3 separate regions of the Mus musculus genome follow, and regions 1 and 3 are each linked to region 2. The links are chromatin loops, found by intact Hi-C in ENCODE. Cell type or tissue: left cerebral cortex. All regions are shown on one strand.

Evidence for each region. Peaks named below come from ENCODE experiments on the same cell type or tissue, not always from the same donor. Only the 100,000 strongest peaks of a DNase experiment are listed, where the experiment ranks them.
Region 1: it touches region 2 in a loop (5-fold over the local background); 2 of 42 quality-filtered maps call a loop at or near these places.
Region 3: a loop joins it to region 2, with 7 times the contacts of the local background. A loop is called at or near these places in 8 of 42 quality-filtered maps.

What each region holds. Positions count from the first base shown.
Region 1 is chr14:105,181,060-105,189,059 of GRCm38, reverse strand. No RefSeq gene overlaps it. Among named protein-coding and RNA genes, the nearest start is that of Rbm26, 7.7 kb to the right of the region's middle. In left cerebral cortex, a CTCF peak has its summit at 3,973 (motif pointing left); a DNase peak (open chromatin) is centred at 4,008.
Region 2 is chr14:106,497,759-106,505,758 of GRCm38, reverse strand. Gm29871 (a long non-coding RNA gene) reads right to left here. Exons shown (of 5, transcript XR_874942.1): 3 at 4,726-4,826. Among named protein-coding and RNA genes, the nearest start is that of Gm29871, 15 kb to the right of the region's middle. In left cerebral cortex, a CTCF peak has its summit at 4,968 (motif pointing right); DNase peaks (open chromatin) are centred at 4,523 and 4,983; H3K4me3 peaks cover 904 bases; H3K27ac peaks cover 596 bases.
Region 3 is chr14:105,894,072-105,902,071 of GRCm38, reverse strand. It overlaps Spry2 (sprouty RTK signaling antagonist 2), which reads left to right and starts at 5,253. Exons shown (of 2, transcript NM_011897.3): 1 at 5,253-5,484. In left cerebral cortex, CTCF peaks have their summits at 3,040 (motif pointing left) and 6,923; DNase peaks (open chromatin) are centred at 5,713, 5,838, 6,866, 7,389 and 4 more places; H3K4me3 peaks cover 5,387 bases; H3K27ac peaks cover 5,262 bases.

The DNA.
Region 1 (8,000 bases), 1.3 Mb after region 2:
TGGGCATAAGACACAGCTGAATGACAGGCAACAACTGTTACAGGTTATTTGAACCTGTTTCCAGTTCAGGTGTGGCTTAGCCTTTAGCATACGTCTTTAATTTTTCTGGCTGGAATACAGACCTGCCCTTAGTACTCTCCTTTAATCCCAAACAATGAAGGTAAAGTTAGTTTGTGGAAATAAGCACCCATGTTTGAAAGTGATGTCTAATTGGTGGCAGAAAAAGTGACGAATCAGAGAAAGATTTGACAGAACAGGATATGCCCAACACTCACAAGAAGGGAAGGAAGAGAAGCTATTTAAGGGAGAGACAGAGATCAGCAGAGTTCATGGAGAGCAGGACAGTAGAGTTGAGAGAAAGAGTGACGTTTCTGTCTGTGCCCGGAGCTGATCCTGTTCCACAGTGCTCCAAACCCAAATACTGCCGGGAGAGAGCTGGTCTCCTAGGAGTGCAGACGCACCTGTGAGCACAGGTAAGACCACCACTTCTGTTCAAATTCCTGGCCCAAGAGGGGCCAGCCCAGAGCCATCAGAACACAGGAACCAAAGAACAGCAAGGGACAGGATCCTTCCGGTTTCTGTCTGCACCTTGGAACTGACCCTGTGCCATAGCTCTCCGTATCCAAATTCCTCCCTGAGAGAACTGGTGTCCCAGGAGTACTGATACACAGGCTAGCAGGAGGGAAAAACCACAGTCAAAGAAAGCAAGATCAACTAACACCAGAGATAACCAGATGGCAAGAGTCAAGGGCAAGGACATAAGCAACAGAAACCAAGGCTACTTGGCATCATCAGAACCCAGTTCTCCCACTACCGTGAGCATGGGATACCCAAACACATCAGTAAAGCACAACTTTGATTTAAAATCGCATCTCATGATGATGATAGAGGACTTGAAGAAGGACATAAATAACTCCCTTAAAAAAAAAATACAGGAGAACACAGGTAAACAGGTAAAAGCCCTTAAAGAGGAAACACAAAAATCCCTGAAAGAATTACAGGAAAACACAACCAAACAGTTGAAGGATTGAACAAAACCATCCAGGATCTAAAAATGGAAATAGAAACAATAAAGAAATCACAAAGGGAGACAGCACTGGAGATAGAAAACCTAGGAAAGAGATCAGGAGCCATAGAGGGAAGCATCAGCAACAGAATACAAGAGATACAAGAGAGAATCTCAGGTGCAGAAGATGCCACAGAAAACATTGACACAACAGTCCAAGAAAATGCAAAATGCAAAGACCTCCTAACCCAAAACATCCAGGAAATCCAGAACACAATGAGAAGCAAAACCTAAGGATAATAGGTATAGAAGAGAGGGAAGATTCCCAACTTAAAGAGCCAGTAAATATCTTCAATAAAATTATAGAAGAAAACTTCCCTAACCTAAAGACAGAGATGCCCATGAACATACAAGAAGATTACAGAACTGGAAATAGACTAGACCAGAGAAGACATTCCTCCTGTCATATAATAGTCAAAACACCAAATGCACAAAACAAAGAAAAATATTAAAAGCAGTAAGGGAAAAAGATCAAGTAACATATAAAGGGAGACCTATCAGAATTACACCAGACTTCTCACCAGAGACTATGAAAGCCAGAAGATCCTCGGCAGATGTTATACAGACCCTAAGAGAACACAAATGCCAAGACAGGCTACTATACCCAGCCAAACTCTCAATTACCATAAACGGAGAAACCAAGCTTTTCCATGACAAAACCAAATTTACACAACATCTTTCCATAAATCCAGTCCTACAAAGGATAATAAATGGAAAACACCAATACAAGGAGGGAAACTACACCCTAGAAAAAGCAAGAAAGTAATCTTCTTTCAACAAACCCAAAAGAAGATAGCCACACACACATAATTCCACCTCTGACAACAAAAATAACAGGAAGCAACAATCACTATTCCTTAATATCTCTTAACCTCAATGGACTCAGTTCCCCCATAAAAAGACACAGACTAATAGACTGCATATGTAAACAGGACACAGCATTTTGCTGCATACAGGAAATGCACCTCAGTGACAAAGACAGACACTACCTCAGAGTAAAAAGTTGGAAAACAATTTTCAAAGCAAGTGTTCCAAGAAACAAGCTGGAGTAGCCGTTCTAATATTGAATAAAATCGGCTTTCAACCAAAAGTTATCAAAAAAGTTAAGGAAGGACACAGCATACTCATCGAAGGAAAAATTTGCCAAGAACTCTCAATTCTGAACATCTATGCTCCAAATGCAAGGGCACCCACATTCATAAAAGAAACTTTACTAAATCTCAAAGCACACATTGTACCCAAAACAACAATACTAGGAGACTTCAACACTCCACTCTCATCAATGGACAGATCATGGAAACACAAACCACACAGAGACACAGTAAACTAACAGAAGTTATGAACCAAATGGATTTAACATATCTATATTATATTTCATCCTAAAACAAAAGAATATACCTTCTTCTTAGCACCCCATGGTACCTTCTCCAAAATTGACCGTATAATTAGTCACAAAAGAGGCCTCAACAGATACAAGAAGATTGAAATAATCCCATACATCCTATCAGATCACCACGGACTAAGGCTGGTCTTCAATAGCAACAAAGGCAACAGAAACATACTCATGGAAGCTGAACAACATCCTACTCAACGATAGCTTGGTTAAGGAAGAAATAAAGAAAGAAATGAAAGACTTTAGAATTTAATGAAAATGAAAGCACAATATACCCAAATTTATGGGACACAATGAAAGCCTTGCTAAGAGGAAAACTCATAGTTCCGAGTACCTCCAAAAAGAAACTGGAGAGAGCATACACTACCAGCTTAACAGCACACCTGAAAGCTCTAGAATAAAAAGAAGCAAATACACCCAAGAGGATTAGGCAGCAGGAAATAATCAAATGCAGGGCTGAAATCAACTAAGCAGAAACAAAAAGAACTACACAAAGAGGGAGAGTGGAGCAGCACAGAAGGGGAGGGAGGCAGTTTTACTGGGAGAGTTTTACTGAAACATATCGAAGAGAGGAAAACAAAGACAGAGGCAAAGACAGAATGAACAAGAGAATGAGAAAGAGCCAGAAGATTAGATAAGATTGCTAAAGTTGGTTTGAGGCCAAGCAGAACAATTCAGAGAAGCTGAGAGAAGCCAGATTGAGTCATTCAGCTTGGAGAGGACTTTTCGACAGAGCAGCTGAGTTGAACCAGTCAGCCAGAGTTCAGAAAGAGCTAGAAAGCGTGAGTTTATTCAGTAGTAAGTCTCAGAGGCTGAAAACTCACTAGACCTAAATGAGATTGTGTGGAAGCTAGAACTTCCAGGAGTAGGCCTAGGATAGAAGATGGAGGCTGTAAGCCTCCCAGACAATTACCACAGGAGAATAAAAGCTACGTTTACGAAGAACTTCATTTATACTCTTGACCCTTAAATGCATACTGCTCAGTGAGAGAAACTAGTATAAAGAGACTAATATTATACTTAGCGCTATAAGCACTATATTCATCTTGGAAAGGGCAAAGTTGTGAAGTCAGCAAGAAATATTTAAATGAATGTGATTAATTTTATGTATAAGATTCAAATTTAAGTTGACTTATTTAACACATATTATCTAGCATGTTTTATGCTTATAGCTGGAAATTTCTTTTTAACTACTCTGTAAATCTAGTAGTCTCAGCATATGTTAAAAATATATGTATATACAGATATACATATATATTATGTATGTAAATATGTGTGTATGTACATATGGAAAATAAATTGAAAGCATGTAATTTTAAAATAACTTCTAAATAAAAATAAGGAATATTAACATATTTTTTGCACTTCAACAATTTTCACAATAACCAAGAGTACGATTTTTTGTTTACTACTCTATTTTTATTGTATCAATAATAATGTCATTCTAAGTTCAGTAACTTTTAAAGCAGGAAATTTTCTTTACTAACTTAACAAAAATATGTGGGCTCCCTCTACTGGATCTATGGTAGCATAACCAAATGTACATTTGTGTGTATGTGTGTACGTGTGTTTGTGTGTGTGTGTGTGTGTGTGTGTGTACAGACAAGAACATGATTCATGCCATGAATTCACTCTGCTAATGTAAAAGAACGATTTTATGCCTCATGTTACACTGTTCTACAACTATACAAACATTAACATTTCACTCTAAATGTTGAAGTTTTAATTATGATTGAATGATTTGATATTCCCCCCAAAGTAGTATCTCTTACATATTTCTTAATAGAAAATTTCTCCACATGTATACAATATATATGAGAGGTTTTTTTTGTTTTTTTTTTTTTAGTTTTTAAATTTATTGTGACTTTCAAATTTCAGGAAAGAGAAAGCCTATATGCTGTATCCCTATATTGATGATTCATTGACTAAGTACATCAATAATAATAATGGCATTCTGTACTATGACATTCCATATACAGGAGCAAAGAGGAATATAAAATGTTTGTAGAGTTAAGCAATGGCTCCTGGGACTCTGAGTATTGCGAATGAAACTTTCTGGAGAGAAATTGCGCCTAACATTGAACCTTCTGTAAGGATGATTAACTGATGAGAACTTCAAAGATGGGAATGGGTGGTCCTCCAGTTCATATCCCAGAGTCCCTTGTACTCACTTCCTTTGTGACTCCAGGTACTCAAGACGTAGAAATGAAGATGTGGTGGATCCTCTGGAGCAAAATTCCAGATTTCCCAGGGTCTCCCAGAATCAAAGCATGGCTGAGCAGACTTCCTGATGCTGAGTGGGCAACATGGTAATAGCCACAGGTAAGAAAGTCAAACCAAGCTGGTGGTGGTGGCACAGGCCTTTGAGGCCAACCTGGTCTACAGAGTGAATTCCAGAGCAGTCAGGGCTGCACAGAGAAAAGAAAGTTATATTGAGGATCAGATGGGTGCTTCTTTATTCTGAAGATAAGTCAGGGGTCATAGTAAACAAGAAAGGTGAGATGAAAGGTTTTGCTATCACAGGTCTGGTGTGCAGACTTGTGGCCTAGGATTGCATCCAATGTAGGCAGCATTGCATGGTTCTCCAGTATATGTGTAAAACAGATTCATTGAAAAGTCTTCCTTCTGTATCTGGTCTCATCAGTTGCTGGATTAAGTCTGACTCTATTGCCTACTTGTGGGTCCCTTTTCCTTCTCCTGAGTTGCCTGGTCCAGCCTTGATGTGATAGTATGTGCCTAGTGTTACTGTGATGTTTGATTGATGTCCCTGGGAGAGCTGCTTTTTTCTAAGGGGAGGGAAGTGAGTGTGGGAGGAGTGGAGTGGTGGAAGGCTGTTGCTGGGGGTTGGGGAGGAGAGGAGGAGAAACTGTGATGAGAATGTAAGGTATGAGAGAAGAATAAAGTTAAAAAAGATTCAAAGATTGTCTAGAGGTTGGAATATGCATGTCCAGAGCCCAACTGTGATTGATCTTGGGCTACCTTAGCCCCTTACTAGGCTTTCCTTGTCTATCTCTGTGTCTCCTCTAATATCTTCAATGCTATCAGATGAAACCTTTTAGATTGTATTAGCTTAGATTACCAGATTCAACCGAACCAAAAGCTAAGAATATCATTAGATAGCGTCTGTCTTAGTTAGGGTTTTATTGCTGTGAATAGATATCATGACCATGGCAACTCTTATAAAGAATAACATTTAATTGGGGCTGGCTTACAGTTTAAGATGTTTTGTCCATTATCATCATGGAGAGAAGCATGAGAGCAAACAGGCAGACCTGGTGCTGGAGAAGAAGCTGAGAGTTCTACAAGTTGGTCCTTTCCAGCAGGGAAGTGTGTGCCACACTGAACATAGCTTGAGCATAGGAGACCTCAAAGCCCACTCCCATATTGACATTTCTTCTGACAAGGCCACACCTCCTATTAGTGCCACTTCCTCTGGTTCCCATAGGCTCATATGTTTGAATGCTTGGTACCAGTTGGTAAAGTTAACAGTGGGAAAGATTAGGATTGTGGCCTTGTTGGAGCAAGTGGGTCACTAGGGATGGGCTCTGAGGTTTTGAAAGTCTGCACCAGGCCTAGTCTGTCTCTTTCTGCCTGCAATTTGCTGATCAGATGGAAGCTCTCAGTGCCATGCTGGCTTGCCTGTCACCCTCACTTCCTGCCACGGTGTTCATGGACTAACTCTCTGAAACCGTAAGCAGTTTCAACTAAACACTTCCTCTTATAAGAGTTGTCTCTGTCATGGTGTCTTTTCACAGCAACTGAACAAGACTAAGACAAACATGATCATGTTTCATTGTATCCATGCACGAAATTACCAGAGAATAAATTTAAAGACTGCACTTGGAATTGAGACATCTTTGGGAACAATAGCTGGAGGCAGAAGCCATCTCTGAGCTTCCCTTATGTGCTTAAAGTGGCTCTTTTTCAAAGGGAACACAAAGAGGAGTGGAGCCTCCTATCAGAAATCTCACCTGCCGGTGAAAACTAACTTGGGTCACAGAAGGCCCACCTCATGTTGTGGTTACGCCCCCAATCAGAGAGTTGTTTTTGTTGCTACTCCTTAATGGTACTTTTGCTACTGTTATGAATCATAATGTGAATATAAGATGTGCAGGAGATCTGAGATGGGGTACCTGGGAAAGAGTCCTTCAACACTCCCCAGGGGGTCTCTACTCACAGGTTGGGAACCTGGATTAGAGGCTGGTAACACATGTGCATAGTCACTTATTCTTCCAAAGGTCAGTGAGGAAGAATTTTTTCTGACCTGAGTGACCTTTCACCTGTCTAACAAGACACCTTTTATTCTAACTCTCCATAATTTTCTTTTAGTTGCTGTTCTTATTAGCTTCTGCTGCTGCCGCCACCAGTAGCCCCAGAACTCCATTTCTTTCTTGCAATTCAGGATGCTATGTAAGCTTTAATCATCTGATTGTACTGTAAGTTTGTTTTGTGGGGTGCCTGTGCATACACACATGAATGTTGCGTTCCTGTTAATCCATACTATGTTAACCTGAAGAACTTTAGTGAGCGCAGTGTATTTTAAAATTGATGTTTACCACAGTTGATACTATTTTGCCACATTACCAGCGCTCAGTGGTCATACATTGTTGATAGCTATGATAGAAGACTGTGCATCCTTCAAACTGAATGCATGCTGTTGCATGGGGGGATTGGATTAAGCCAATGTCTCCCTGCTGTTGTTTTTCTCTTCTTCAGATTCTGGTCTTCAAAATGATGGCCTTGAATTTCAAAAGCCTTAATTTAGGTTCTACATCATTACCTCTGTAGCAGACAGTTCTGTCCTAAGGTTAATGGAAACCACGAATAGCCTGTGGAGGTGAACTGACTTCTGACTTCAAAAGAATATTTAATTATTCCCCCCATTGGAGTTAGGATGGAAGGAAGGGAAAGGGAGGGCAGGGTAAAAGATGAACTTATTTACGTATTTATTCACTTATTTAGACTATTGTTGGCTTAGAGCATGGAGACACTGCACCATAGTTACTCATTGACAAAGAAGAAGGAAAGGAAGTGACAGAGACTCCCTAGACAGGGATTTGGGCCAGTCTGCAAATGGCTGCTTGTCATGGCATCCCCAAGGCAGAAGTTTGTGTTTGGTTTTGATTTTGGGAATAAAGCCTTTTGTCTTTTTTGAGAATTTTTTTTTCTTTTTTCTTTTTTCTAAAAACAGGCTCACTGTGTAGCTTGGAACTACTTTCACAATCAAGGCCTCCCATGTGCTGGAGTTATAGGCATGAACCACCCACCATGCTGGACTGAAGTATTTAAGATATACAGTGGGGTGCTGGAGAGATGGCTCAATGTTTAAGAGTGCTCTCTGCTTTTCAGAGGGCCCGAGTTAGGTTCTCAGTACCCAAGCCAGGCAGATCATAGCTTCGAGGGGGAAATGGTAGTTTGTGTTCTGATCCCAATTTACCTCGTCAGCAAGTGGTGAAGTACTTTCTTCTGCGTTACTTATGCTTGCCACAGGAAACATTGCTTGTCTTTGCAAGTAGCCCTTAGTCTGGTTAAGAAAATATA
Region 2 (8,000 bases):
GATATTTTATAGTTCCATCCACTTGCCTAAGACTTTCATGAATTCATTGTTTTTAATAGCTGAGTAGTACTTCATTGTGTAAATGTACCACATTTTCTGTATCCATTCCTCTGTTGAGGGGCATCTGGGTTCTTTCCAGCTTCTGGCTATTATAAATATGGCTGCTATGAACATAGTGGATCATGTGTCCTTATTACATGTTGGAGCATGTTCTGGGTATATGCCCAGGAGTGGTATAGCTGACTTCTGCTTCAGCTACCTACTTCCATGCTTCCCCCTCTGGGACCCACAACTTCCATAAGTTGCTTTTGACCATAATGTTTTATCACACACACAACAAAAAGTCACTAACATATCTGTGTAAATTTATTGATTTTTCACTAGTGTCCTTACCAAGTCACTACTTTCTGCTATATGAATGACTTCCATAATCCTACATGTCATCTCTTCTATTATTCTACACTACCATCATTCAGAACTGTTGTAATCTTAAATATTTATGACTTCTTTGCAATTATCCCAATTAAGCAAAACGTTTTTCCCTCCAATTTTTTATTAGGTATTTACTTCATTTACATTTCCAATGCTATCCCAAAAGTCCCCTATGCCCCCCCTGCTCCCCTACCCACCCACTCCCACTTCTTGGCCCTGGTGTTCCCCTGTACTGGAGCATATAAAGTTGGCAAGACCAAGGGGCTTCTCTTCCTAATGATGGCTGACTAGACCATCTTCTGATATATATGCAGCTAGAGACACAAGCTCCGGGGGGTTACTGGTTAGTTCATATTGTTGTTCCACCTATAGGGTTGCAGACCCCTTTAGCTCCTTGGTTACTTTCTCTAGTTCCTCCATTGGGGGCCCTGTGTTCCATCCAATAGCTGACTGTGAACCTCCACTTCTGTGTTTGCCAGACACTGGCTTAGCCTCACAAGAGACAGCTATATCAGGGTCCCTTCAGCAAAATCTTGCTGGACTCTGAGGAGTCCTGAATCAACTGGGATTATAAGAAGGATATGCTCCAATCAAATATATTGAAGCAGAAAGATTTTTGAAGGTTTAAAAAAAATAAAAATTGTTCATATTACCTCCTATTTTTCTAATGACAATGACGCTCAACAAAAATACAAAATAAAATGTTTTACTTACCAAAACTATTAAAAAATCAATATGACTCCAGGCCCGTCATACACCTGTAGCACTATGTTCTCTTGAGGCTGAACCAGGAGGGGCTCTGAGTCCAGGAATTTGAGGCTAATCCAAACAACACACCTAGACCTTATCTCAAAATCAGTTAACCATGGTACTCTGTCAACTTGGTGTAATTCCCTCTTTTTCAGTGTTGAAACAAAATGTATTCTTATTCCTGCTGTTGGAATTCTTTTATATATTTATGTATTTTTATTATATTCACCCCCATCCTTCCACAGTTCAACTTCCTTCTTACTTGCCCAAAATTGTTACAGTATTTTTTTTAATTATTCTTTAAAAATAACTCTGTGCCACTCAAGTGTTCTCTGATGTGTATGGTCTTCTCCTGAAGGGTGATTCGCTTACCAGCAGTTCCACATTGAGAACGTTCTCTCCCTTTCTCGGAGCTTCTGGTTATTGCCAATGACTCCGTGCCCTGGTGTGGGAGAGTGTGCCTAGCTGCTTGGTCTCTGCTTGGAGATGGCCAGGCTTGGGGTTTTCCAGGTTGTGTATATGCTGATACAACTGCTGTGAACTTACGTGTTCAACTGCCCTGCTGTGGCGGGAAGATGTCATTTCTGTGTATTCATTCACGGGCTCCTTTTACACTCCCCCCAGCTCCCTCTCTGCAGTTATCCTTGAGACTTGAAAGAAGTCATTTCAGTTAACATGCATTCCTGCATTCCTATTAGGGAGTAGTAGCCTGTAATGTCTTAATTTTTGCACCTCTGCCTAATGTGAGTTAATCAAAATCTAATGCAGTTAGAAGCTTCTCCGATAAGGGACAGGAGATGCATTGATCAATGGCTGTAACAATAATAATGTCATTGGGAATCAGTTTAATAGTACTTTCAGTTAGCAGCATCATAGGAACATGCTCTCCCTAGGACCAAGTGTCTGTCTAGCCATAAGTTCTTAGCCTTGTAAAGGTGCTAAATACGTGTTTCATCCTGTAGAGTGGAACTTACATACAATCTACGTTATAACATGATTTTTCCAGTGGTGCTCACACCACTATTGCACCAGGAGGCATGTTTTTGCAGACTAGTCATTACTGTACATCAGAGGGTTAAGAAGCAGATATAATGGATGGTTCTTGTTCTTCTCCAGTAGCTTACATAGCACTTTCCAGCACTGTGGAAAGAGGCCAATAGGGACAAAATATCCAAGTCCATAACAAGTGTAATTTTGCCAACCTTGATTTTGATGACTCAAGCATGGGCTATTTTCAGTAATTGGGTCTTACCATCAAACTCTGGAGGGTAACCAAGAGTATTGGCAGTAGTTTGTAATGTTCTGGGGTGGCCTATGGAACCTAACTGGCCCACCTCTAAAAAAAGGTAACTCATAGCTTGCACAGGGCATTTTATTCATGAGCCTTTGTTATCTAGTAGGAGCATTTTTTTTCCATTACGTGGTAAGATCATTTTAACTCTTTTAGTGTATGTGTATAATATATGTGGACCTTCTGTAGTACTAGAATTCCACATGACTTTTTCAAAAGTTCTTTGGAGTTAAGCCTACTCTCTTATCTACCCTACCCCCTTCCTCCCACCCCAGCTTAGACCTTCCATTCTGCATTTTAACCCTTTGAACCAGTAAACTCTATCTCCCCTCTCTTCTCTCTCTCTCCCCACTTCCTTTAGTAATTCTCTGACTTTTGTGGTTATTCTAAATGAAACACACATAGCTGTAGATTTAATACTGGCATCCACAGATAAGAGAAAACATGTAGTAACCTTTGTCTCTCTGTGTCTAGGTTATCTCACTCAAAATTCTTGTTTCCAGCTTCAAGCAAGTTACCTGCGAACTTCATAATTTTCTTTTTAATGACTGCTGAATAACAATCCATTATGTGAACATATACTTCCATTGTTCATTCATTGTTAGCAGATGCCTGCACTCTTTTCACTTCTTGGCTAGTGTAAATAGAGCATCAGTGATCTTGGCTCATCAGGTATATCTAGAGGAGGGTACGACATTTCTATAAAATAAAAACTATATGTAAATGACTACAGATTCATATCCCACTAAATGATTTTACAAAGTCCAGTATATAATGTGATTTTCTCTTGATTACTGCATTGGCTACTTTTCTTACTACTGTGACAAAACGCCTGACCAAGACATAGGGAAATAAGGTTTTCTCTACCTCACAGCATAAAGATATGGTGAGTAACCAGAGAGGGTGTCGCAGCAGAAGCACCCAGTGGCTGTTCAGCGTCTGCAGTCACCGAACTCTGTTCACCTTGCTTCCCCAGCCCCCTTTTGTTCCAGTCCATTCCCTAGCCATGTAGACTTCCCTGTCCACATTCAGAGCAAGTGTTCCCCCTGAGAGTGCTGTCATATACATACCATGGATGTGTCTTTTAAGTGACTAGAAAGCCAGTGAGGAAATCGAGACTAAACAGCACTTGGTGATGATGGTGATAAATGAACATTAAAATGTCATGATAATCAGACTGAGGGTTCAGTCAGTAACTGTGGCATTAGCATGAAAACCTGAGCTCAGATCCCAAAACCCATGGGGGTAAAAAGATGGTGTGGTTGCACCCCTCCTCAGTAAGTTATTCAGAACTGATCAGTCCTAACTGGACAATCAGCGTTCTTCAGTGGAGTGGCCCTGAGTATATCAACCACGCTGCAGCGTTGGTCTATGCTGTCCAGCGCACATTGAACTCCGTAGGTAGTCCAGCTTAGTTGCAACTAGCTCTCTTTACATAATGATTCATATCTATAACTTCAACACCCCTGTAATTTTCAGAGTTGGGAATTCATGTGGTGTGAGGTGAGGTATTTTCTGTCATCTGTCTGTTTTGTCCGTTTAGGAGGTAGTGTGCAAGGAGACTGGAGTAGAGAAAGGAAGGCAGAGGATGATGTAGTTAAGGCTCAGGAGAGAGAAGGACGACACACAGCTAAGATAACGCTTTTTCTATTACTACCATTCAGTTTTTAAACTGAAAATAACACATTTTCTATTTTGACCGTTTAATATTTAAACTTCCGTTCTCATTTCTCAAAACTAAATTAGAAGTAATACTTTGAAAAAAAAAGAATATCAGCTTTCTGCGCAGAGGACAAGAAGAGAACTCTAGGTGAGCTTGCTAGGACTATCACAACAAATTAAAACATGTAGATTCCTTAAAGTGCAGAAATGTTTCCTTGTGGATCTGGAAACTGGAAGTGCAAGATCAAGGTATCAGCGGAACGGACCTCTCTCCGTAGATGCCTCTGCTTCGCTTGTAAATGGCAAATGGTGTGACGTCACACACGATTCTCTGTATCCTCGCCTCATAAGGACTCAGGAGTAATGGCAGGTTCCCCACCCTTCTTATCTAACTATAAAGACCCATCATCTCCAAACACAGCACAATCGCGCTCTTGAGGTACTGGGATCAGCACACCAGCCTGTTAACGTGGTGGTAAAGGCTGCAGAAGGGAGCCTGGAAACAGAGTGACCGATACAGTTGGAGGTGGGGAGAAGGGAATAGAAACACATCTAACTTACAACGAGGCATCCTGTAAGGCTAAAGTCACCTGAAACGTCATCATCATGGTGCCGTTTAAGCTGCCCGGATGCTGAGGAGGGTGGGAAAAGGAGACCTTCTTTCATTCCTCTGACTCTTTCGCAGTTTACTCTGTGAAGGAAATATTCGGTGTTAACATGGGGAAAGTTGTTGACGCGTATGCATCCTTCATTGAGAGTCTAAGATAAACAAGTTCAAGTTGAGAAGTGAATTGCGTATGTAATTGCTCATCTTTCATTAGAACACTAGAGGGCGCCCTTCTCTTCTGTTAAAACACTGCTTCGAAATGAGTGGAAATAACAGGAGGGATTGCTCTGTAAAAATCATGGTTTTGTTTGGATAATTATGGGCTTGCTTCCACGTTCATTCCATTCTAATTTTTCTGATACCAAAACCAGCATTTTAAGTAATACTAAGCAGACTCGTAACTGAAAGGCCAGAAATAAGTATCGTGGCCGAGATCCTTAAGCCTGAACAGCTGCTAAGCACAGCCGGGAACAAGTGTTTTGTACCTCTTGCAATTGTCTGTTGAGTGTAATCAGCCTACGTTTCTGTGTTTAGGATTAGGGAGGGTCCTCCATGATTGTTTTCTGTATCTCACGCTCTCAAGTGAAGAGCACATTATTCTAGATTGGTGCATCTTTTAACAAGAGTGTCAAGGAGACCAGCCAAGCATTAAACATAAGAACCAAAATTTCAGCGTGGCCCAGATAGTGTTAATGACCAATATTTCGTTAGCATTTCTGATGTCAAATACCAAGCACTTTATTAAACTATTTTAGGGACACTATTGTGAACGGCTGTATTTATTGTCATGTTTAATATGGAAAGTGTTATAGCATTATGAAAAAAACAGATAGCCTATGACGAAAGGTGGCTTTGTCTCTTGGCATTACTGTATAAACATTTCATACCCTGCATACTTTATAGAGTTTTACTTCTAACAGTTTTGAAAGCTAGGGGTTTTGACTGTAATGTGCCTATAGTGGCAGAGTCTAAGGGCCTGGTCTCTGCTTTCAAATGACAAAAAGAAACCTGTATCAGCACACAGGGAAAGACAGAGGGACAGAAGGACTGGCCTGTTCTGGTTAGCACTTGGATAAAGTTGATCTCATTGGTGGGAGGAACCTGTATCAGCACACAGGGAAAGACAGAGGGACAGAAAGACTGGCCTGTTCTGGTTAGCACTTGGATAAAGTTGATCTCATTGGTGGGGGGAATGGGGCCTCCTGACTCCTCACTCTGACATCCCTTACAAGCCCTGTTCTTTAACCTACCTATAAAGTGGGGATTTTCTTAGACACATTTACTCCCTAGCAAAAGCCATTTGCAGATTTTAAGAAATGCTATGGAGTTTTGTTCGTATTTCTCTCAGGTAAGAAAGAATAAATTTGCGAGGATGGCTTTTGTGACCTGTTGGTGGCGAGTGTGGTAATGCAGGGGTCTGCCCCTAGAGTGGATGAGAACAGTGAGACATATTCATTTTGAATACCTGATAAGTTTGAGAATATTCACCGATTCTGAAATCATGTCGATATTCTGCTAATTATTATCCATCCCAATTAAAAATCTGAGGGTTAGATTTTTTTTCCAATATGCAATTTTAAATCTGTGATACTAGACTGACACCATCAATGTTATCTCTGACCTAAGCACCTTTCAAGTGCTTTTAGGTTGAGAGAAGTAGGGTAGCCCAGACTTAAGTTCCCAGAACTGCCATGCAAAGCTCAGAAGAGCTGGAGGGATGCTGCCAGTCACCAAGGAGACCAATTGCTAAATATCCTAAGCAGAGCTAAGTGCTATGTACAAGACCATGTCCATATGACAACATCTTCACCATGGAGAAAGTTCCCAGGATTTTATAGTGAACATTCTGCAGACCGTTGACCGACCTTGGAGTCTTATCAAAAGGAAACGCTCTGGGAACACTAACTCTGCATCGGGTACAGACCAACAAAAACAATGGGTAAAAGGGATGCTGGTATAGATTGTATTGACGGAGCGCATCTTATTCATATCAAATGGCAAACTTGTAAGGACATTACTAGAACTGTTACCTGTTTGTATTGAAAGAAGCAGTGGGAATATTAAAGAAAAGGAGGCTGACAATTCCCTCAAGTTAGTGGCACGAAGCAGATTGATATACTCACTCAGGAGCGAATGTGTGATGGTGTTCATGAAAAAAAAAAAAGTGGGAGGAACCAAGAAAACGGGTTCTAGTGAGAGTCCGTGCCAGTGCGCGCCCTCTGCCTCGTCCATAATGCAGCCTCACAGAATGATTGCACAAGACTTAATTTTTCTAAACAAGACAACACCTTCAAAACAAATTGAAGACTTCCCGGTTTTTTCACGATTAGATTGCAAAATTTACCAGGCCGCATTTTCCTTCATTTCTCTACTCCCAGCCCTGTTTTGAAAGGAGGATGTCTATACCTTCCTTTCAGGGCACACACTACACTTCAAGCTGTGTGTAACAACAACATGTAACCTGCGGGTTTACTTGCACAATGAAACAAATGCACAACAAAGTGGTGTATACACAAATGAACCAATACCCAGCTCTCTAAATTAACAGTCAGGGAAACAAATAGCACTGTATATGCTCTTTGTGTAATATATTAGACATTACTGACATATGTTTATTTTATTTTTATCCTACTCAGTCTGTATGTTACTTGTATATATGCTTTCTGAAGAAATGAAAAGGAATCATAAATTGAACATCTACCTCAAAATGCCTACAACGCAAGGAAATTGGTATATTAAAACATATAAATATATATTTAAATGAACTTTTGTCACTAGGGTTGACAATGGGAATTCTGAAAGAACAAAAATGTCCCATGAGAAAAACATTGTGAGGAGCGAAACAGACTCGGGCTCCAATCCCTAATGGAAATGCTCTGAGACCTATCTTCCAGTAATTTTACATTCTTACATAGTCCTGCCTGTGGTGAATAAGAGGGATTCCTGGGTTGTTTTTAAGCAAAATAAAGGCAAAATTCATTCAGTATTTTGTCATGCCTTGTATAAAACTGAGCACTTGTTTGTTATCTCTTTGCTGGCTTTGCAAAAGCAAACGTTGAAGGGAGGCAGCCTACAAACAGGAACGAGGGGTAAACTGTGTGAACAGAAAGATTCTGACAGCCAGAAAGAAGCTGAACTGACATCCCCAAACTGAAAGAATACAAATTTAACACACAACAGAAGAGAGCTTAGAGGTGCATCCATTGTGAGTAAACTTTTATGTCAATTACTGAGAAATAATCTAGCATCCCTACAAAA
Region 3 (8,000 bases), 600 kb after region 2:
AACATAGGTTGAGAACTACTAGTGAAGACGTATTAGTGTTAGAACCCAAAAAACTTTGTTTCAACTCGAAAAAGTTCAGGGGAACCCTGATGTAGATTGCCCAGAACTTTGGCATAGTCTGTATCTTTAAAAGCTGATTTATATAACTCTACAATATTTCAATGACAATTTTATTTACATTGTATATATTATATTGTAATTTAATATTTCAATGTAATTTTAAAACGTTTTCTTCCCCTGAGAGTAACCTAAATGTGTACACAGGTATACTCTAGTCACCAACCCAGACCTATTCAGATGTCACCTGTGCACTGAGACCTGGAACTGGCTGCTGGCCTTCATAGTTTGGTGTCTTGCTAAAATAAGAACCGTGGTAGAAATTTCTGGACCACATCTTCCCTAGAGAACAGCCTGAACTTCCTGTGCCCTTTGACCCAATGCCCACACAATGAAAAGTATAAAATTAAAACATCCACACATGTGGAAAAACCATGCCTGTCTGCCTGCGTTAGGGAGCAGAGGCAGGAAGATTGCCCAGAGGTTGCAGGGAGTCCTTCCTGGCTACATAGTGAGACCTTGTCTAAAACTCAAACTAAAATACCCTGTGTATTCAGAAGCCAGATCTTGCTACTGTTACTAAGCATTACCAAAGGCCAAGGGCCACAACTGATTCTCACTTACACAAGGCTTTAGCATCTAATTTTTTAAAGATTCAAAACAAAGAAAACACACAGGAGAGTAAATGTGAAGTTGAAAGGACAAAGGACAAAATCTCTGAGCATGCAGACCTAAGAAGGAAGTTTAATCCTTAGGCCAAAGAGCAAATACATTGAAAAAACAAAAAGAAAAACCCATGGAGCCAGCAGTGGAATCATTTCTTGCCTTGTTAAAAAGTTTCAGTCCCCTATCTGACTTTGCATAAATTGTACTAATGATGTGCAAGCATCTAGCAGGAATATTCATTCATTAACTAGCACAAACCCACAGGTGGATTCCAGCTAAAGAGGTAGCGGTAGGCGGACAGACAGGAGCCGGAAGCTCAAGGTCACTTATCAAGACTACTCCTCTCACCCCTGGTTAACCTTAGATCCTGCTCTGAGTTTAGTTAGGGATGAAGGACATCTGGGAAGAAGGTTAGATTCAGAGATAAACTGCTTCCAGTCCTCCAAGCAATCTAGATAAGACATCAAGAGGTCTATTTTGAATTCCTTTGCTTCTTTATTGAAGCCACTCCCAATTCCCTTCCTGGAGGCACTATCACCAGAATGTGAGGAATCAAAGAAATTCAAAACATAAAATGATAACAGCCCTGGCTGCCAAATGAAAAGGTCCCCACAGCACAGAGCCCTCTGCTGCTGGAAGGTCCGGGAAGAGTTCTTGCATAAATGAATTTTACTACCTCAGGTGGGCTGTAAAAAGAAAATGGTGGCCAACTGGTCCAAAATGTAACTGTGCTGTCTTTAAATACAAATACAAAACCAAAAAACAAACCAACAAAAACTCCTTTGGTAGTAGAACAAAATGTTTAAATACTGATTAACTCTTTGTGTTAAAAGCACATTGTATGTTTGCAAAATTTTCTCTTACATTTTCAAAACTAACACCAAACCTAGGAAGGTGAAGGGATTTTTTTTTTCAAATCTCAGAAAGAAACTAGATTGAGAATCTTTTATAGATACACTTTGCCCACATTGTAAAGAAGACCAAACAGCTTAGACCAGCTGGCAAGGACAATCCTAAACAGTGTTTCAGTTCATTGCACACAACTCTAAAGATGCTTGCTTACACCTTCTTCTTCACTACCTTCTACCAAAGACCTGAGGAGGTGAGAGTCCCAGAGTGTTTATATTCTACTTCACTAATAACAACAAATGAGGAAGGCTATAGTTATGAAGAACAAATATATGAAATCAGAAAATAAAGCCAGAGTTGAGAACACTAGTACACAGCAGACTCTGCTCAACAGCTAGCCCCGGTAAAGTATATTACTTCACGAGTCCTGGGAACCTGGAGTTGAGTATCTCATTGCAACATCGAGTCCCTTGGACTTGTTTGTGTTTTGTTTCACAGTGCCTGACAAGTGGTAAAACCTCTGCTTAGGGCAGAGTTCTCTTTCTAGAACTTTCCACAACACATCTGAAAGTGAGAGTTCTCTTGATGTTTGTCTGAGCGCTACCATTACCCTGGATTCTCTTCCACAGTGGACTCCAGTTTTAATCTGTGAGCATGATAACTGATTTGGAGGCACAGCGGTTTCATGAAACACCTCATTGTGCATATACAATGTGTGCACAAATACAATTAGTCTTTTTTTATTTTAACAGTAGTCTTTGGAAGCACAATATAGTAGCTTATACACTTCACTGGCTGAAAAACAATAAAGCACTAAGATACAGCCTAAGGAATAATTTAAGAGAATCCAACAGATTCTTCCATTTATTTTGCTCTTAAGTTACAGGTAAAAATGTTTTCCTAATGTGAGGATTATGAGAGAGAAAACCAGTAGATTATTACCTAAAATCCTTTCTAATGTATGAAAGATAAGTAGGAATTCTTACATTCTTCCCCAAGCATCCGGAAGTTCCTGATTTAAATTCTATTTTATGCTTTGATTCCTAATGACCTGTTGGCAGAGCTCCTGCGGCGCTGGAGGAAATGGCATGGGGCAAATGTCTCCCAAGAAGCGGCCACCGGGTGCAAGGGTGTGAGGGGAGGTGTTTCCCTTGCCAGCTCTGCTTTCAGATGCTAGCTGGTCACACACCAGCAACTCCTTTCTGACCTGCCTCCCACAACCTGCCTTTGACCCTCCTAGCTCCTGGGTGGAAATTTCGAATTTCTTCGGAATCGAACCAGCTCAATCTCAAAGGGAATGTGGCTAAGGGGGGTGACAAGAAATTCCACCTTGCCTAACGTTTATACTAGAAATCTTAGACTCCCGAAGCCGGCCAACCCACTTCTTTGAAAGGAAGCCCCCCAGCAGGTACTGAGTCCCGCAGAAGAAAGCAGCTCGAGGCCCGCGCCTGGCGCTCGCCCCCTGGCGGCTCCTTCGGGAAGCGCAGCGGCGCCCGCGCTCGCCTGCTGGAGACTCCACGGATTCCGACGCCGCGTGAGCCGCGGTGGCCGGAGAGGCCCTGCTGTCCTGAGCCCAGAGTGGCTGGGACGCGACTGAGTCGGCCGATCGAGCGTCTTCCACCCTCAGCCGTGGAGTTGGGGGGACGCAGGCCAGCGCCCGGAAATAACGCATGCCACTTCCCCTGCCATCTCTAGTTCCAAACCCTAGGCGAAGGAGGAGAGTGGTTGGAGAAACACCGAGAGGGCAAGGAGAGAGCGCAAGCCAGGCGAATGAGGTGCCAGGATAAGTTAGAGACGTCGCCAGAAGGCAGCTAGAGCCCAGGGTAGCAGCGAACAGGTGAGGACTGGAGCGAGAGAAGTCAATCTCCACGTTTTTAGGAGCTCTAACCTCGCACCGTGCAAGGTCGCAGGTGCTGTGCGGGGATTTTGACCTTATAGCAGGTACCTTCCGGTTTAAAAAAAAAAAATGTAAAATCTCAGCTAAAATTGCAACGTGTGCGTGTGGATGCATTTCAGTGACCCCCACCCCCCCGCGCGTGCTTCCATGTGCAGGCACCTTAGTACAGCCGCGGCCAGAGAGTACCTATTTAGAGTTTTAAATGGTTAACTATAGTCCGCTTCCAACATGAACAGGAGGAACTTATATGAGAATGTTCTAGGTGACAGATAGTGGGATTTGAAAGATGACGCTCTTTTTATTTATGGTTTCGCGAAGGAGGAATTCTGTAGTGAAACAGACTCTTCCCCCCCCCCCCCATTTCGGAAGTCCATGATGTCGCCCTGAGTAATCGCGTGGGTATTACAGAATTAATTTAAAAGGTTTTTGCATCGAGCAAAACAGTACCAAAAAAAAAAAATCTTCAAAAGGCCTCCATCTATAGATAATCCCTCTTAAAAAGGAAATTCTAACAAACTACAAGTCCACACACAATCCAAAGCCAATCCCAGCCAGAGCAGAAGGGACTTGAAACCCGAATCTACATTCCGTTCCTCCCGTACAAGGCTCGGGAGGTGGGGGAGGCGGGCTGTGCTGGTGCCCGGTGTATAATCGGGTTAATCCAGTAGACAAAGAATAAACCAATAGCCCTCCCACCTCACTTCCCGCTCCCCTTTCCCTCCCCCTCCTGTTCCCCCACCCTCTTCGCCCCCTGGGCATCGGTGGGGGAGGGGTGCGGTGGAGCGGGGCGGGGTGGGGGGGAAGACAGGAGAGAAGAGGTAGGATCGAAATGGAGATTCCGAATCGAATCTAAAAAGCTGCGACTCGCTTTTCTCGCTAGCACCGGGCGGCCGGGTTAGTTTGCAACGTTCTTCCTTCTCCCCTCCCGGCGGCGAGGGGGAGAAAGTTCCCCAAGCGAGGCCAGCCTCGGGCTGGTATGGTAGCCTCTGGGTGGGGGCTATGGGGGGGGGGACCCTTTAAGGTCAGTGTTTCCTTGAAACTAGATAAACTGACCCCGCGGCGGCCCGCGCGGCCCCGCGTGACGGCGCCGGGGCTGCAGGAGCGGCTGGGGACGCGCGGGGCGGCGCGGTTGCCCTTTTGAATGCCTCCTGCGGCTCGGAGCGCTGGCGGGCGCTGGAGCGCGAGTGAATGTAGCCCCGCGGAGCCAATGAGCTGGGACCGGATGCGATATATCCTCTGGGACAACAACTGCTCTGTTCCGCCTCGGATCCACATGACGCCATTTACTGCTGCCGCGGCCGCTGCAGAGCTCCCTGCCTCCTCCGGAAAGGCGAGGGCGCAGGCCAGCGGCGCCCTCCCCCCCCGTACCCCCCCCCCCCATCCCCGGCCGGGCCCCAGACCCTCCTCCCCCGCCGCCTCCACCCCCTCCGCACCCCCACCCCCGCCTCGGCTTCGCCGCCGCGCCTCCGCAACGCCCAGTCTGCACGAGCGAGAGCTGCGCGCCGCAGCGCCAGCGGAGGAGAGGGGCCGGCGGAGCGCGCAGCGCCCAGGCCCCCGCGCGCGCCCGGCCCGGCCCTCGGCCCCGCGCCTGCCTCCACTTGGGAGCAGCCCCGGGCCCCCGGGTCTTGGCGAGCTGGCCTTAGGTTCTTTGTAAGGCCGTGCTCGCCTCGCTTTCTCTCATCGACCAGGAAAAAAAGAGACTCGCCAACGTTGCCGCTTCGGCCTCTTGTTCATTGAGAAAAAAAAAAAAAGGAGAGAGAGAAGGGGGGAAAAAGGAAATACTCCGCGTGCGCTTCTGGAAGGGAGGTCATCTATCCCGGAATCCGGGAGGGTTCCAACGGTGGAGGACTGGGTTCCAAAATTTCCCCGTGGTTTTAATCCACCGATTGCTTGGAAGTTGGACTGAAGCAGAGTTTGGAAAGAAGGAAAAAGTTTGCATCAGGACTGGATTTATTTGCACATCGCTGGAAGAAGAGGATTCAAGGGAGAGGGGTTGGTGCAAAGCCGCGATCACGGTGAGGAGCGTTTGGCTTTTCCCCTTCTGGAACCATAGCCGGCCGGGAGTGGGGTCCGGGTTCCTCTCTCCACTAAACCAGCTTGCTTCTCGGGAGCATTAGGGAACTACCCCGCGGATCTCCTTCGCCTAGAACAGGGGTTCGGCCATGGCCGGGCTACAGGGTACGCCTATGCAGTATCCCCCGTCCCACGACAGCTCACTCGTAAGGGGTTTGGGGCGGAGGACCGCTTCACTGCGTTCTACTCCTATCCCTGCATTGGCGACGATTCAGTCGCCGAGAGCTTTAAGGGAGGGAAAACACAAAGTGTTTTCTAGGTCGCTGTTGCAGGCTCTGGCATTGCTAACCTGTTCCTCCATTCGTTTGAAGGCTAAGTTGTAGAAGAGCCATCCTGAGGCGGAGGCGCCTGTGGGGCTGCGGTACTGGGCTTCTCACCTCTCCACCTCACCGGGCCAGGAGACCCGGCAGGCGAGCGGAGGCGAGAGTGCCAGGCGGAGGGAGTCCCCGCCTCTGCCGGGTGTGGACAGTCTAGCCCGGTGCGGGTGGGAGCGTCGCCCAGCCTGGCGCCGCGTCTCTGCGGTTCGGAAGTGCAGCTTTCTCTTTTTTTCCGTTCTTCGTGGTCGGCCTAGGTCACGCTTTTTTTTTTTTTTTTAATATATTTGGACACTGAGGCTGACTTAGCACAGGAAGAGATATCAAGTGGTCGCGATCGTTTTCCATTACCTGAAAGTAGGTGGCAAAATAAAAAAGGCTAGTTTTTTCCCCCCTTCCCTCTTTTGTGTTACTGTTTTTAAGATTTGGAGTCTTAACGCCTTTTTTACAAAGGGGTTTCTGTGTCGGTTTGCCCCACCCTAGTGCTGAAGTCCTTTCCCCCTAATCCTTAGTCTGATCACACACTGTTCTTAATGGGGGTTTCAAAGCACTCAAAGGGGGAGGGAGAGGAACTGGGAGAGCGCAGAAGGGGGGGGGGCTGCATTGGAGGCGGCCAGGGATCTGTAGAAATCAACTTTTTTTTTTCTTCCAAAAGATGCTACTTTGCACAGCAAGCAGGTCCTCACGGAAAAGTTTCCGATCCCCGGGGCTCATAGTTGTGTATGCCTGGCGGGTGCAGTGGGGCTCTGGATGAAGCTATTTTTCTTTCGTTTTAAGAAGTATGTCTTATTCTTTCTGATCTAAAAGGAGGTAGGCGTGTGCAGATTACAGGCAGTGCTTGCTTAGGTCATTGCCCCGTGGAGTCGCTCTGGGAGTGTGGGTGCAAGCTGTGCGCCCTAAGCCCGGCTCTTCCTCGGGCCGTCGGCTTTGGAAACTAGTGAGGACGGCCGTTTTGAGGGCCTTCCCAGAAACACCTTGTGGTGACCTTGCGGCGGGGGGGTGGGCGTGTTAGAGTGGCTCCCCCTCTTGGGGCCGGATGGCAGTTCCTCTTGGGTTGGGGGAAATTTTAGCCGCGGGGGTGGAGGAGGGGAAAGTGTGCTCGTGCCTTTCATGACACGTCCCCTTCGGAGGCGCCCGCGCCCCCTGCCTGCCTCAGCTTCTGCAGATTGTACACGGGAGGGGCCGGGCTGGCCCCTGGACAGCGTCAGTCCGCCTGGAGAAAAGTCCCCCGGGGTTCTAGCTGAGTCCCACCTGCTGGGGACTGTGTGGGGGCGCAGATAGAGCCGATAAACGGGTTGAAAGCGAAGAACAGCCTTGTGTACCTTGCTGTTGGAGGTGAGCAGATCCGGTTTCCAGCTCTGTCTGGTTTGTCACCTGCCTTGTTCGCTGTCCTTTTCCAAAAAGCAGAGGTTGGGTTAAAAAAAAAAAAAAATCCGGTTTTGCTTATTTTCCTTTATTTTCATGTGGACTCGGGAGAGGGGATGGGATGGTACTTAAATCGAAGCATGACTGTAATTTTTAAGTTTACTTGACAGGATCATAGGCTTCCACTGTGACATTTCAGATTCCTAAAACTTTTCTTGTTGCAGTTACTTGCTTTGTGCTCTCGGGTATTTTTCAAGATGAGAAAATCATGGGGTGTTTTTGTGTGTGTGTGTGTGTGTGTGCATGCTTTATTTATTAAAAAATGACTTGTGGTTCGGAACCTAAGGCTAGACGCCTAGGATGTGGGTCTGTAGAATATTTGATGTACAAGTTGTGGTCTTAGGACTTTATTTTCACGTGCTACCTAATGGAATTCGAGATGACTTACTTTAATTATATAACTTTATGCTAATAATATTTATTTAAAACTCCGCTTTAATTGCCCTTGAAATGTTCTTTTTAATCACAGCCGTCCTATGGGATTGGAAAAAGATAGGGATTAGACCACTCACGGTGCAAGTGTGATGTAGAAAAAAAAAAAAAGACTTGACCGATACGTTGTAGGTATTTGTTGGTGTTTCATGTAAAAATGATCGCGACAAACTTAAACCTACTTCAAGATCTGAAGAGTATACCTGTGAAACTGTTGGCAGCAGTTATGCGCCAGCGTTTCCTGACAATTTTTTCATCCGGCCGGAGCCTTCTAAATTGCATGTTTA